2 separate regions of the Homo sapiens genome follow, and region 1 is linked to region 2. The links are chromatin contacts, found by Hi-C or POLR2A ChIA-PET in ENCODE. All regions are on one chromosome and are shown on one strand. The core of a region is the stretch at or near the end of the contact, and the rest is flanking DNA. Distances in the headings are between cores, read along the strand shown. Region 1 holds the start of GSPT1 (G1 to S phase transition 1). Region 2 holds the start of CARHSP1 (calcium regulated heat stable protein 1).

Region 1 (6,758 bases), core at 3,997-6,496, 3.0 Mb before region 2:
AGGTGATCTGCCTGCCTCGGCCTCCCAAAGTGCTGGGCATCAGCCACCGCACCCTGCCTAATGATGCAACTCTTGATGGGCTCCTAGAAGACGACTGGTCACCAGAAAGGCCAAGTCATGATTAGAAGCTTGGAACTTTTAGCCCCACATCCAACCTCTCGGTGGGCAGAGGGGCTGAAGGTTGAGTTAATCAGCAACGGGCAATGATACAATCAGTCATGGCTATGTAGGGAAGCCTCCATAGAAACCCAGAAGGACAGGGTTCAGAGAGCTTCTGGGTTGCTGAACACGTGGAGGACCCTTGAGGATGGCACACCTGGAGACAGAATAGGAACTGTATGCCCCTTCCCAGCCCTGTGCATCTCTTCCACGTGGCTGTTCCTCTGTATCCTTTGTAATGTCCTTTATGGGTAACTGTAAGTAAAGTGTTTCCTTGAGTTCTTTTTTTTGAGACGGAGTCTTGCTCTGTTGCCCAGGCTAGAGTGTGGTGGAGCACTTGGCTCACTACAACCTCTGCCTCCCATGTTCGAGCGATTCTCCTGCCTTCAGCTTCCTGAGTAGCTGGGAATACAGGCACCCACCACCACAACCGGCTAATTTTTGTATTTTTTTGGTAGAGACAGGGTTTCACCATGTTGGCCAGGCTGGTCTCAAACTCCTGACCTCAGGTGATTCGCCTGCCTCGGCCTCCCAAAGTGCTGGGATTACAGGCATGAGCCACCGTGTTTGCCCTGTTTCCTTGAGTTCTGTGAGCCACTCTGGCAAATTCCCTGAACCCATGGAGGGGGTCATGGGAACCCCCAATTCATAGCCAGTTGGTCAGAAGCACAGGTCACAATGTGGAACCTGTTATTGGCATTGGAAGTGGGGGCAGTCTTGTGGGACTGATCCCTTAACTTGTGGGATCTGTCCTAACTCTGGTTAATGTCAGAATTGAGTGAAATGATTGCTTATCCTGTTGGTGTCTGTTGAAGAATTGGTTGGTGGTGGGTAGAAACTCCCTCACTTACTGGTGGAGTACAACTGGCCCTTAAACAATGTGAGCCTGAACTGCGAGGGTCCCACTTACACATGGATTTTTTTTTTCAATCAAATGAGGATCAAAAAGACGGGATTCTCAGGATGCAGGAACTCAAGTGTAGGGAGGGCTGACCTTTCATACACACAGTATAGATTGTGGGATTTTAGTATGGTTGGATTTTTGTATCTGAAGGGCTCCTGGAACTAATCCCCTTCCTCTACCCAGAGAGGACTGTACTCTGTGTTGAGCGGTGACTTGTGTGTGAGAGTAGGAAAAACTCTGATTTTTCCTAAGTTTTCTAAATTATTAGTCCTGGGGTGGGGTGTGGTGGCTCATGCCTGTAATCCTAGCACGTTGGGAGGCTGAGGCAGGAGGATCACTTGAGGTCAGTAGTTCCAGATCAGCCTGGGCAATATGGTGAAACCCTGTCTCTACTAAAAATAGAAAAATTACCAGGGGGTTGGGGAGGGGGGGTGGCGGGCACCTATAATCCCAGCTACTCAGGAGGCTGAGGCAGGAGAATTGCTTGAACTTGGGAGGTAGAGGTTGCAGTGCGTGAAGATTGCTCCACTGCACTCCAGCCTGGGCAACAGAGCAAGACTCCATCTCAAAAAATAAAATTAAATTAAATTAAAATAGCTAAGTGCGGTGGCTCACATCTGTAATCCTAGCACTTTAGGAGCCCAAGGCAGGCAGATCACTTGAGATCAGGAGTTTGAAACCAGCCTGGCCAACAAGGTGAAACCCTGTCTCTACTAAAAAAAAATACAGGCCAGGCGTGGTGGCTCACGCCTGTAATCCCAACAGTTTGGGAGGCCAAGGAGGGCAGATCACAAGGTCAAGAAATTGAGACCATCCTGGCCAACATGGTGAAACCCCGTCTCTGTTAAAAATACAAAAATTAGCTGGGCGTGGTGGTGCACACCTGTAATCCCAGCTACTCAGGAGGCTGAGGTGGGAGAATCGCTTGAACCTGGGAGGTGGAAGTTGCAGTGAGCTGAGATCATACCACTGCACTCTAGCCTGGGCGACAGAGCGAGACTCTGTCTCAAGAGTCTCAAGTTATTTAAAAAATAAATAAATAAATAAAATTATTAGCCCTATGTGTCAGCAGTCTTAAATGAGTATCAAAGGACAGTATCATCCCAGCTAAATTGATTAAGCACCTTTTATACACCGGGCATTACACTAGGCAGTGGAAATGTAAAGAAGATTAAGGTAAGACCCTGCCCTCAAGTCGCACAACTTACACACAACTTAGCACAACTAACAAGAAAGACTTTTCCCTTTTCCGCTGGAGCTCTGTTTGGCAGGTCAAAGCTTTGGAAAACCAATGGAGTGGATTTTTTCCTGAATATCCATAATTATCCTATTCAGAGACAAGGAAATTAATGACATCAACTGCTTTTCTAAGCAGCAGTCTGAGCAGTTTCTGCCTTTGTCCCTAGAAAAAGTACCAGGCAGAAGGAAACTCTGCTAATTCAATTAGATGTGAAGAACTAACCTATGAGAAAGTGATCATTCAGTGCTGTAGGAGTGCTACATGGAGGAGAGTAGTATTCAAAGACAAAATGCTTAGAGAAGGATGTGTAGTTCATTATTTGAGTCAGCTGATTGTGTTGACATTTTCTTAGGGGTGGGTGGGTGGGGAGTGAAAATCTGGAAAGAGAAGGCATTTCATTTAGAACACATTGTATTTTTTCTTGTGAATATAAGATGAAAATCTTTTATTCAATAGCAATACAGGTCTCGCATAAATGAAGTTCTAATTTTCATAACAGTTGTTAAGTTCTCTGTAAATCTGACAGTCACTTAATACCAACTTTAAAATGGACATTGTTAAGTATGATTCAGTGAGGTCTTCAGGTATAATAATAGGCTATAACCAAAACTTCCTATTAAGCAGAGGCAAACTCTGCCGGGTGTGGTGGCTCACACCGATAAGCCCAGCACTTTGGGAAGCTGAGGCAGGTGGATCGCTTTTTTTGTTTGTTTTTTGAGACAGAGTCTCGCTTTGTCGCTCAAGCTGGAGTGCAGTGGCGCGATCTCGGCTCACTGCAGGCTCCGCCTCCTGGTTTCACGCCATTCTCCTGCCTCAGCCTCCTGAGTAGCTGGCAATACAGACGCCCGCACACCACGCCCGGCTAATTTTTTGTATTTTCAGTAGAGACAGGGTTTCACCGTGTTAGCCAGGATGGTCTCAATCTCCTGATCTCGTGATCCGCCCACCTTGGCCTCCCAAAGTGCTGGGATTACAGGCGTGAGCCACCGCGCCCGGCCTAACTTGTATTTTTAGTAGAGACGGGGGTTCCACCACGTTGGCCAGGCTGGTCTCGAACTCCTGACCTCACGTGATCCATCTGCCTCGGCCTCCCAAATTGCTGAGATTACAGGTGTGAGCCACTGCGCCTGGCCGGTATGTGTTTTTTTAATCCCTAAAGCTTGGTAGTTTAATATTAAATTCAAATTACTGTAGCCTAGGACTCTTTTGAAAAATACTTGACAGCTTCGTTTTTGACCTATCTCATTAGGCTGAGTTCTCTTTTATCTTTACAATACAGATGTTTAAAATTAAAATACAGATCGGCCGGGCGCGGTGGCTCACGCCTGTAATCCCAGCACTTTGGGAGGCCGAGACGAGCGGATCACGAGGTCAGGAGATCCAGACCATCCTGTCTAACACGGTGTAAACCTCGTCTCTAATAACAATACAAAAAAAATTAGCCGGGCGTGATGGCGGGCGCCTCTAGTCCCAGCTACTCCGGAGACTGAGGCAGGAGAATGTTGTGAACCCGGGAGGCGGGCTTGCAGCGAGCCGACATCGCGCCACTGCACTCCAGCCTGGGCTACAGAGCAAGACTCCGTCTCAAAAAAAAGAAAAAAGAAAATTAAAATACAGATCTAGATCTGGATTTTGTTAGGTTTTTTTTTTTTTTAACAACCTAAGGTTGTTCAGAAACATCTATTCTATGTATGTGCTTCTTTAGTCTGTAATTTCTAGGCAGATTAGTTGCACCCTGTCTAGACTCCTTTCAGAAAAATACTAACAATATGTTTTTCTCTGTCTTGGGCTCCACATGGGTGAATTACAGGAAAGCTTAACAGGTACTCAGAGCAACATTTTTTCCTACTTCATGAAGGGCCTAAATGCGAACTCTTAAGTATTTCTCGTTTGCTTTTGTTCTTTTCCCAGGTTTACCTAATCTGTAAGTGTAAGATGCAGTCGATGAAAAGTACTATGGGAATTCTTGAGCAAATCAGACCATTCAAAAGGAAACCACTTCACGTAATGGTGCATAAGGAAGCTAGACTCACCAAAATAACCCTGTTAGGTAAGCCGGATACACCATGGAATACGGCAATCCTCTGTTTAATTTGCAAACCCTTTGGCGGGGAGGAGGAAAGGATGGAAAAATTTGGGTGAAGGCTTTATATGACTAGTCAAACAAACGGTGAGTCATTGAAATTTTCCAGTTAACAATCCCTTCTGCCTGGGCAGAGCCTGGGCCCCAGCGCTTTATGAGCCACACTGCAGTTTTAAGCCGGAATATCTCACGGTTTTATTGTTTCTTCCACGAAATGATTACATAAAATGAAATCAGCTTTGCAATCTGCACCGGCTTTGAAATGAAGGGCAAAATCTGGCTGGGGGTGAGGAGAAAGAAGGTGGAGAGAGAATAAGGTACGGAGACTGTGAGGCAGAGAACGCAGGAAAGGTGGTGAAAAGAGAGTACAAGAATTTTCGGGAGCTGAGTGTATTTTTCTTCCCCATGTTATAGATGCTGTCCGTTTTCCCCCAGCCTGTGTCCAGCAGGCCAGAGTGGACCCCTCCTATGGGCTAAAATACTCTCGGTCTTCGGCCCAGCACAGAGCTGCACCAACCAGGGCCTGCCGCTGCCCCCCCACCAGGTGACAGGTGGGGCCGCCGAGCGGCCACCAGACCTCCGCCTCCTCGCGTTGCCTGCCGGGAGCCGGAGCCGCTTCCGGTTGCGCCCTGTCCCTGAACTTCGACTCCCGTCGGCCCCCGGGAAAACCGCAGCGGGGTAGCGCGGGCGCTGCCGGAACTTGTAGTTCCACCTCCCGCCGCGCTAAATAGCCGGAAACGGGGGCGGCCAGAACAGAGAACTACCGAGGCGAAGGTACGGGTGGCGGCGAGGGGTCAATCCGCGCCGGGGGTGGGGTTGGCTGTGAGGCCGTCGGAGGTGGTTGGGTGGGAGGAGATCCGCTCACACACACGAGGAGGAGGGTTGAGCTGCCGCCGCCGCCGCCTCTGTCGTCGTCGCGAGTGTGGAGTCGGGACTGGAGCTGCTGCCGCGGCGACGCCGGGGATCTTTGTCGCTAGCTCCCGGCCCTTCTGCCCCGCCGCCTTCCCTCAGTCAGCGTTGCCCACTCCTCTCCGGCCGGGCGCCCCTGCCTCCATTTCCCGCTCTCTGTCCACCACACACACGGCCCCCCCGATCATGGATCCGGGCAGTGGCGGCGGCGGCGGCGGCGGCGGCGGCGGCGGGAGCAGCAGCGGCAGCAGCAGCAGCGACTCGGCGCCTGACTGCTGGGACCAGGCGGACATGGAAGCCCCCGGGCCGGGCCCTTGCGGCGGCGGCGGCTCCCTGGCGGCGGCGGCCGAGGCCCAGCGGGAGAACCTCAGCGCGGCCTTCAGCCGGCAACTCAACGTCAACGCCAAGCCCTTCGTGCCCAACGTCCACGCCGCCGAGTTCGTGCCGTCCTTCCTGCGGGGCCCGGCAGCGCCGCCACCCCCAGTTGGCGGCGCCGCCAATAACCACGGAGCCGGCAGCGGCGCGGGAGGCCGTGCGGGTAAAGGCCCGGGACGCGGGAGGAAGTCCGGCCGGGCGCCGGAGCCCACATGGCGTAGGGGTGCGGTCCGGGGGCGCGCGGCCCTGGGGCCCGGTCGGCACGTGGGGCGCTGACAGTGGCGCCGTCTGCCTGGGTGGGGCGCCCCGAGCCCGGGAGCCGGCCTTCGCGGGGCGGCCCGCGGCGGTGGCCGGGCGGGGAGCGGACAGCGGGCAGCGCGCCCAAAGACCCGGACCCGAGTGCCGCCCCTCCGCGCCCCTGCCCTGCTCTGGAGTCCGCAGTTACCCACTTGAGATGGGAACCGTATGGAACGGAGTGGGGGCCGCGGCGGATCCCTGCCACGAGGCGCAGAATGAGGACAGATGGAGCCAGGAGTCATTTGGGTGGGCGTTTAGAGATCCCAGGAGTTGGGGAGGACGAATGGCCGAGTTTTCCTTTCACCTTAGGCCCAGCCGAGAGAGCGTCTTCTGCTGCGTTTTCTACTATTGAAACTGTAATTACGGTTTAAACTGTCCGTGGCCCCCAACCGTCCTGAAGGAATCCCAAGATGCATTGCAGCCTTGTGATCGGGCAGAAACTTGGCTATCAATACCAAGATCTGTTTTACCCTTAGCATTGTGTACGCTTCTAAAGTTTACAAAGTGCCACAAAGTTAGGATTCCTCACTTAATGTGTGATAGGAGACTATATTGATTTGTGTCTTTTTAAAGTGAAGCTTACACTTTTATCCTTTGTCAGCGACACGTTTAGAGAATTTTCATTGCTGTAAAATCGTTGACCTTATTCAGATTGCTTGGAATAACTCACTGTGTTCGTGCATCAGTAGTTCAGTCTATTTCTTCAGACACTTGAGCATTTGTTATAATTTAATAGTTCTCACGTGTCTTTCTGACCGTAGCTAGTAGACATACATTTTCTAATCCATAAA
Region 2 (6,821 bases), core at 1,651-4,150:
GGGCATGAGCCACAGCACCTGGCCGTGGATGAATTTTCATAAAGTGAACCCACCCAGGTACCCAGACTGAGGGACAGAAGTTTACCAGATCCTAGAATCCCACCTTGTGCCCCTCCTGGTCATGGCCTCCCCCCACCCCCACCCCAGTGTCCCCGCTTGTTTATTTGTTTATTTATTTATTTATTGAGGTGGAGTCTGGCTCTGTCGCCCAGGCTGGACTGCAGTGGCACAATCTCGGCTCACTGCAACTTCCACTTCTCAGGTTCAAGCAATTTTCATGCCTCAGCCTCCCGAGTAGCTGGGATAACAGGTGTGCACCATCATACCGGGATAAGTTTTGTATTTTTAGTAGAGACAGGGTTTCACCATGTTGGCTGGGCTGGTTGTGAACTCCTGAGCTCAAGTGATCCGCCCTCCCAGGCCTCCCAAAGTACTGGGGTTACAGGCATGAGCCACTGTGCCTGGCCTTGACTTTTTAAAAACAGCTTAACTGAGTCATAATTCACACACCATACAGTTCACCCATTGAAAGCACACAATGCAATGATTTTTAGTATATCCACGGACTTGTGCAACTATCGCCACCATCACTTTCAGCACATTTTCATCATCTCAAAAAGAAACCCCTGTACCTTTTAAGTATCAACCGTCTAGCCCGCACCCCCACCCCCAGCCTCTGGCAACCCTTAATCTACTTCCTGTTTCTAGAGATTTGCCCATTCAGAACATTTCATACAGATGGAATCACACAAAGTGCGGCCTTTGTGTGGCTTCTTTCTCTTAGCATATTTTCAAGGTTCCTCTATGTTGTAGCTTGCATCAAGATTTCATTCCTGTTGATGAGTGAATAGTTGTCTACTGTATAGATACACAACATTTTGTTTATCCTTTCATCACTTGATGGACATCTGAGCTGTTTCTCCCTTTTGGCTACTATGAGTAATACTGCTATAAATCTTACTCTGTCACCCAGGCTGGAGTGCAGCAGTGCAGTCACGGATCACAGCAGCCTCGATCTCCTGGGCTCAAGGGATCCTCCCACCTCAGCCTCCCCAGTAGCTGGGACTACAGGTGGGTGCTACTACTCCTGGCTAATTAAAACTTTTTTTTTTTTGGTAAAGAAGGGGTCTTACTATGTTGTCCAGGCTGGTCATAAACTCCTGGGCTTAAGAGATCCTCCTGTCTCGGTCTCCCAAAGTGCTGGGATTACAGGCGTGAGCCACCACGCCCAGCCCAACAAGTAAATCATTATTTATCTATTTATTTATTTTTGAGATGGAGTCTTGCTCTGTCGCCCAGGCAGGCTGGAGTGCAGTGGCACTATCTCGGCTCATTGCAAGCTCCGCCTCCCGGGTTCACGCCATTCTCCTGCCTCAGCCTCCCGAGTAGCTGGGACTACAGGGGCCCGCCACCGCGCCCGGCTAATTTTTAATATTTTTAATAGAGACGGGGTTTCCCCGTGGTCTCGTTCTCCTGACCTCGTGATCCGCCCGCCTCGGCCTCCCAAAGTGCTGGGATTACAGGCGTGAGCCACCGCGCCCGGCCTATTTATTTATTTTTAACTTTTTTTCCCCCCCGAGACGGAGACTCGCTGTCGCCCAGGCTGGAGTGCAGTGGCATGATCCTGGCTCACTGCAACCTCCACCTCCCGGGTTCAAGTGATTCTCCTGCCTCAGTCTCCCAAGTAACTGGGATTACAGGCACCCGCCACCAAGCCCGGCAAATTTTTGTATTTTTCATAGACACGGGGTTTCGCCATGTTGGCCAGGCTGGTCTCCAACTCCTGAGCTCAAGTGATCCTCCTGCCTCGGCCTCCCAAAGAGCTGGAATTACAGGCGTGAGCCACCGCACCCGGCCTCAAGTAAATTTTTGTGTGGACAAACATTTTTATTTCTCTTGGGCGCGCAGACACCTAGGAGTGGAGTTGATGGGTTTTATGGAGACTCCAGGGCTCGTGGTTTGAGGAACCGCCGGGCTTTTTCCACAGCAGCTGCGCGGTTGTTCCCACCAGCCGTCTAGGACGGTTCCTTGCCTGGCTTGGACTAGTTGGTTTCGCTGCTGGGCCTTTTCCCCAGTGGCCCCAATAGGGGCTGCAGAGTGAGGCAGGCACAGTCCTCACCGCCGCCTCCGGGGGCCCTGTTGTCCCGGGCGAGCTCCGGGGACCTCTCTCCTTCCCCGCGCCCCTCAAATACCAAGCTGACCCTGGTCCCGGGATCTAGGCTCGCCTTCAGGGGCTGCTCTCGACTGGCCGTGCCCATGGGCTGGTCGCCTCTCTGTGCCTCAGTTTCCTCTCCTGCAAAACAGAGGTAACATTTTTTACCTCCAAAAACAGAGGACTCAAGGAAGGCTAGAAATGAAACAAGAGAAGAGAACAAAATCAAAATCCCCAACGAGAAAACAAAACCCTGTTTTTCTGGTGTGTGTGTGCGTGTGTATTTTTTCTTTCCCTTTTCCTCCTTTCTGTTTTTTGCTTGTTTTCTTCCGTCTCTCTTTTCATTCCTTTATTTCCTTTCTGCTAAAAGTGACACCCTCCGGGATTATACAGATTTTAGAGCCAAAGGCAGGTGGGAGCCGCACCTGGCGCGCGTGGCGAGGGGAAGGAACTGCACGGGCGCAGGGACACAGTTCCCCCACTTTGCAGGGGCGTTTTCTGCTGGTGGGTGCAGCCCAGCTCCGCCCCGCCCCGCCCCGCCCCGGCCCCTACGTCCCGCGCTCTGCGTTCCGCTCTCCCGCCAGTCTAAGGCGCGGACACAAAGGTCCTGTCCGGGCCACTCCCGCCCCGCCCGCCCCCACCGTCCCGGGCTCCCTCCCGCAGCCCCATTGGCCGGGAGCTCCTGGGGGCGGGGATCGGCGCCCCACCCCCCCTCGGGCCACGCCCCCTCCCCAGCTCCGCGCTCTCAGTCGGAGCGAAGCGGCTGGCGGAGCAGAACGGATTGCAGGGTAGGGAGCTCTTCTCGGGGACCCCAGGATAGGCGCCCCTGGCCCGCGGCCCCGGGAGCCGCAGGGGTGGGGCCTCGGCCTCCTCTGCCTCCATCGTCCCCCATCCTGCAGGGTCTTCTAGCTCGGCAGAGGAGGGCTCCGGGCTGGGTTTCTCGGGGCCTGTTTGGGGAACGCGGGTTGCTCCTCCCCAGGGGAAGGGGTGGGTGTGGCAACAGCGGCAAGGATTCTAGGCGGACGTCGGGTAGTACTTCCCGCCTGGCCACCTGTTCTCTGCGTGCAGGGGAAGCTCTTCCCGCCCTCCCCGCTGCTTTTGCCTTTGGGCGGGAGCCCTGGACGGGGGACTCGCCGGGCGGTGGGGCGAGGCGCGGGGGGCGTCGCACGCGGGAAGCAGAGCCACCCCCCGCCGGGCCTGGCCGCGCCAGCTGTGGCTCGAGGTTGGGACGGCGGCCAGGCCCGGCGGGGGAGGTGGGGAGCCGTCCTGGCGCCGCGCGATTAGCCGCATCTGGGGGAGGAGGAGCCGCCGGGCGCGCTGGGCCCGGGTGTTTGCGCCCGGATGGGGGTGGGGGTGCCTTAGGCGCTGGAGAAAAACTTCACCCGCGCCCACAGGCCCCCTTTCCGCAGGCTGCGCTGGCGGTTCAGGTTTGCAGGCCGGAAGTGAAATGTTCTTTTTTGATTTTTAAAAAGGAAGCCTCCGGCCCTATGGTTTTCTGGGGTTGGAGTGGATGTGTGTGCTGGGGGAGGCGGAGACGTCCCGCTCCAGGCAGGGCCTTGGGTCTTAATAGGTGGGGAAATCTCTGCCAAATAGGAGGCCTCTCGGAGCCTCAGTTTCCCCATCTGCAGACTGGGCTCTGACTTCTTCTGGCATGAGAGGGTGTGTGAGAGTAAAAGGAGGCAGCTAGCCCCGTGCCGGGAGACACGTAAGCTACTGTTTTTTAACTTGCTGTTTTGATATTTCTCAGTCTCTCTGTGCCCAGTCTTGCTTGCCCCTGTCATTTGCTGCCACTCTGAAGCCAGAGGGAACTTAGAAAAACAATCCGCTTAGATCTACCCCACGCTGAAAATCGTCCACCGAAGTCCCATTGTCGTCTAAGTCCCCAACTTCTCAGCAGGGCTTCCTGTTATCTTCCGCCACTACCTTCTCCAGCCTCTCTCTGCCTCTGTTCTCCCTCCCTTCGGGCCTTTGGCCCTCCTCTGGGCTCGGGGTCCTCCTTGGAGACCCCACCGCCCTCTGCACTCCCTGGGTGGCCTCGGTGATGACCGTGAGTTCTCGATGCTGGTCCCTTCAGGGCAAGAAAGAGGCGCAGAGCCCGGCTGGGAGTAGATGTTTTCAATGAGCTGAGCTAGGCCTGGCGTGGGGCCATGGGGTGGGGTTGAGGGTGGTTGACGGTGGGTCCCCTAGGTAGGGGATCGGTCTTTGTTCCACCGAGTGGCAAAGCCAGCGCATTTGGTTTGTGTTCCATCAGCAGGGGCAGGAATGGGAGGGAAGGTGATTTCAGATGGGCCCGTGCCTGACACTTCCACCATCAGCCGCACTATTGTGGACTGAGCCCGCCGTGCGCTTGGCATTTTCGCGGCACCATCTGCACAGCGTCCGAGCCCTGCGACGCAGCACCGCTCCTGTCCCCTTTGACAGATGAGGAAACTCGGGTGGGGCGGTGAAATCGCCTGGCAGGGGTCACAGAGGGAGTGGGGACCAGTCAGGGCTCAATCTCAGGTCTGAGCCAAAGCCCCCCGAGAATGGAGGGAAGGATGGAGGGATTGAGTGGGGGAGGCGTGTAGAGTAGGGTTCTTGTTGAGAAGGAGGGCTTGGGCTTCCCGCAGGAGGGGCAGTCCAGGCTGAGAACTGGGGCGGGCGCAGGGTCCCAGGTGGGTGGTGGCGGTGGGGTGACCGTCTCCCTGCTGGGTGGGGTCGCCCGTCCGGTCGAGGCCGTCCAGGGGTGCTAATGGGGGCACAGGCAATGGCAATGTTGGAGGCCCCCTTGGGTTCCCGGTACACTCCTCGGGTTTCCGGCCTCTTCCCAGCACTCAGGGGCTCCTGAGGGCGGAAGAGCTATTCCCAGCTTGGCGGGGCCTGGGAGGGGGCTCTGGGCAGACGTAGGCGCCGGGCTGCACCTTCCCTGCCCGCCTGTTTGCACTTCTCTGTGACTGTTGGCTTCAGGTCCTTAGCCAGCGGAGGGCTGACTCCGGCCTGGCTGCCCCCTCCCCTTTGCCTCCCGTCCCTCCCCCTGGACACTCCAACCCCCATCCCTTCGTGTCCCTCCCCCTCCTCTCTCTCTGCTCCTCCCTCGCCAGACCCCCCGCTCTCCCCGGAACAATGGAGGGGAATGTGGCTAGGCCAGCCTGACGCTGCTGCGTCAACCTCTGGCTCGTTCTCGGCCTCTATCGCTTCCAGGGACCCTTCTATCTGGGCTCAGCTGACCCGCCCCGCCTCTCGGCCCACGTGCCGGCAGTTCTCCCAGGCTGGGGCTCAGCTGCGCTGGAGACTGGGATGGGTCAGCTCAGTGTCTCTGTCTGTTTACAAAGGAGGAACCCAGGTGCACTAAGGTAACTTCGCTACTCTGCTAGAGTCTCACCCCGATCCCTGCGCCATTTCCCTTCCACCTCCTGCACTGTTAAGCCTTGGGCTGTGAGATGGGCCAGTGTAGCCCGGCTACTGCCGTGTTCCCTGGGTCAGGGACAGCTGCCTCACTGGGAGCGCCTTAGAAATGTAGAATCTTGGCCAGGAATCTGGAGCCTGTAATCCCAGCACTTTGGGAGGCCGGGGTGGGAGAATCTCTTGAGCCTGGGAGGTCGAGACCAGCCTGGACAACACAGTGAGACCTTGTCTCTACAAAAAATAAAAAAATTAGCTGGGTGTGGTAGCACACGCCTGTAGTCCCAGCTACTTGGGAGGCTGAAGTGAGAGGATCCCTTGAGCCCAGGAGGTTGAGGCTGCAGTGAGCCATGATTGTGCCACCAAACTCCAGCCTGGGTAACAAAGCAAGACCCTGTCTCAAAAAAAATAAAAAAGAAATGAAGAATCTCAGGCCCCACCCCACACCTGCTGAATGGCAATCTGCATTTGAACAAGATCCCCAGAGATTCCTGACTGCATTAAAGTAGGAAGTAGAATCACTGGCTTAACTCTGTGCCTTAGTTTCCTCATCTGTAAAACAGGGCTGCTAAAAGTGCCTCCCCTGTTGGGTCGATGTTTACGTGCATGTAGTTGATGTTTGTAATCCCCCAACAGGGCCTGACGCAGAAGTCTGTGGACAGTGGCTGTAGGGTGTATGAAAGCACTACAGCCTGCCCCATCCCCATAGTGCGGGCCACTACCCACCACACCTGCCAGCAGTGGGCTGGCTCCGGGCTGGAAGCTGCCCCAACACCATGCCCAACCCTGGCCTTCCCCAGCCAGCATCCCATGGAAGGCTCAAGACACCCTCATTTTGCAGAGCAGGCTTGGAGAGGTTCTCGCTTTGCCAAGAGTGAGGTGTCTGACTTGAACTCTTATCCCCCTGCCTTCTATCATCCTGTCTTCAATAAAGGGGCTGAAGCTATTAAGAATGGAATCTCTGGCTGGGCACGGTGGCTCATGCCTGTAATCCGAGGACTTTGGGAGGCTGAAGCGGGTAAATCATGAGAGGTCAGGAGTCCGAGACCAGATTGGCTAAAATGGTGAAACCCCGTCTCTACTAAAAATACAACAATTGGCTGGGTGTGGTGGTACATGCCTGTAGTCCCAGCTACTCGGGAGGCTAAGGCAGGAGAATCGCTTGAACCTGGGGGGCGGGGGTCTGCAGTGAGCTGAGATTGTGCCACTGCACTCCATCCTGGGCAACAGAGGGAGATTCTGTCTCACAAAAACAAAAATGAATGGAGTCTCCTTCAATGAGCTCCCT

The links. A loop is a pair of places that touch in the nucleus more often than their neighbours do. ChIA-PET counts read pairs that join two places held with the same protein, here RNA polymerase II (POLR2A). Pooled maps may share reads with other maps.
Region 1: a pooled map shows a loop between it and region 2 (17-fold over the local background). The contact joins the promoter of GSPT1 here to the promoter of CARHSP1 in region 2. A Hi-C loop is called at or near these places in 7 of 50 pooled maps. POLR2A ChIA-PET finds 5 or more read pairs at or near these places in 3 of 52 experiments (B cell, T-cell and naive thymus-derived CD4-positive, alpha-beta T cell).

The regions. Positions count from the first base shown.
Region 1 is chr16:11,914,444-11,921,201 of GRCh38, reverse strand. GSPT1 (G1 to S phase transition 1) reads left to right here and starts at 5,246. Exons shown (of 15, transcript NM_002094.4): 1 at 5,246-5,833. The coding sequence starts at 5,482. RefSeq lists enhancers at 3,306-3,806, 5,107-5,256, 4,865-5,802 and silencers at 4,857-4,916, 5,627-5,696, 5,787-6,026, 6,067-6,116.
Region 2 is chr16:8,865,085-8,871,905 of GRCh38, reverse strand. It overlaps CARHSP1 (calcium regulated heat stable protein 1), which reads left to right and starts at 2,900. Exons shown (of 4, transcript NM_014316.4): 1 at 2,900-2,940. CARHSP1-DT (CARHSP1 divergent transcript) reads right to left here and starts at 2,625. Exons shown (of 2, transcript NR_186721.1): 1 at 2,578-2,625; 2 at 1,867-2,293. RefSeq lists a silencer at 2,578-3,537 and enhancers at 3,678-3,737, 4,743-5,382, 5,383-6,020.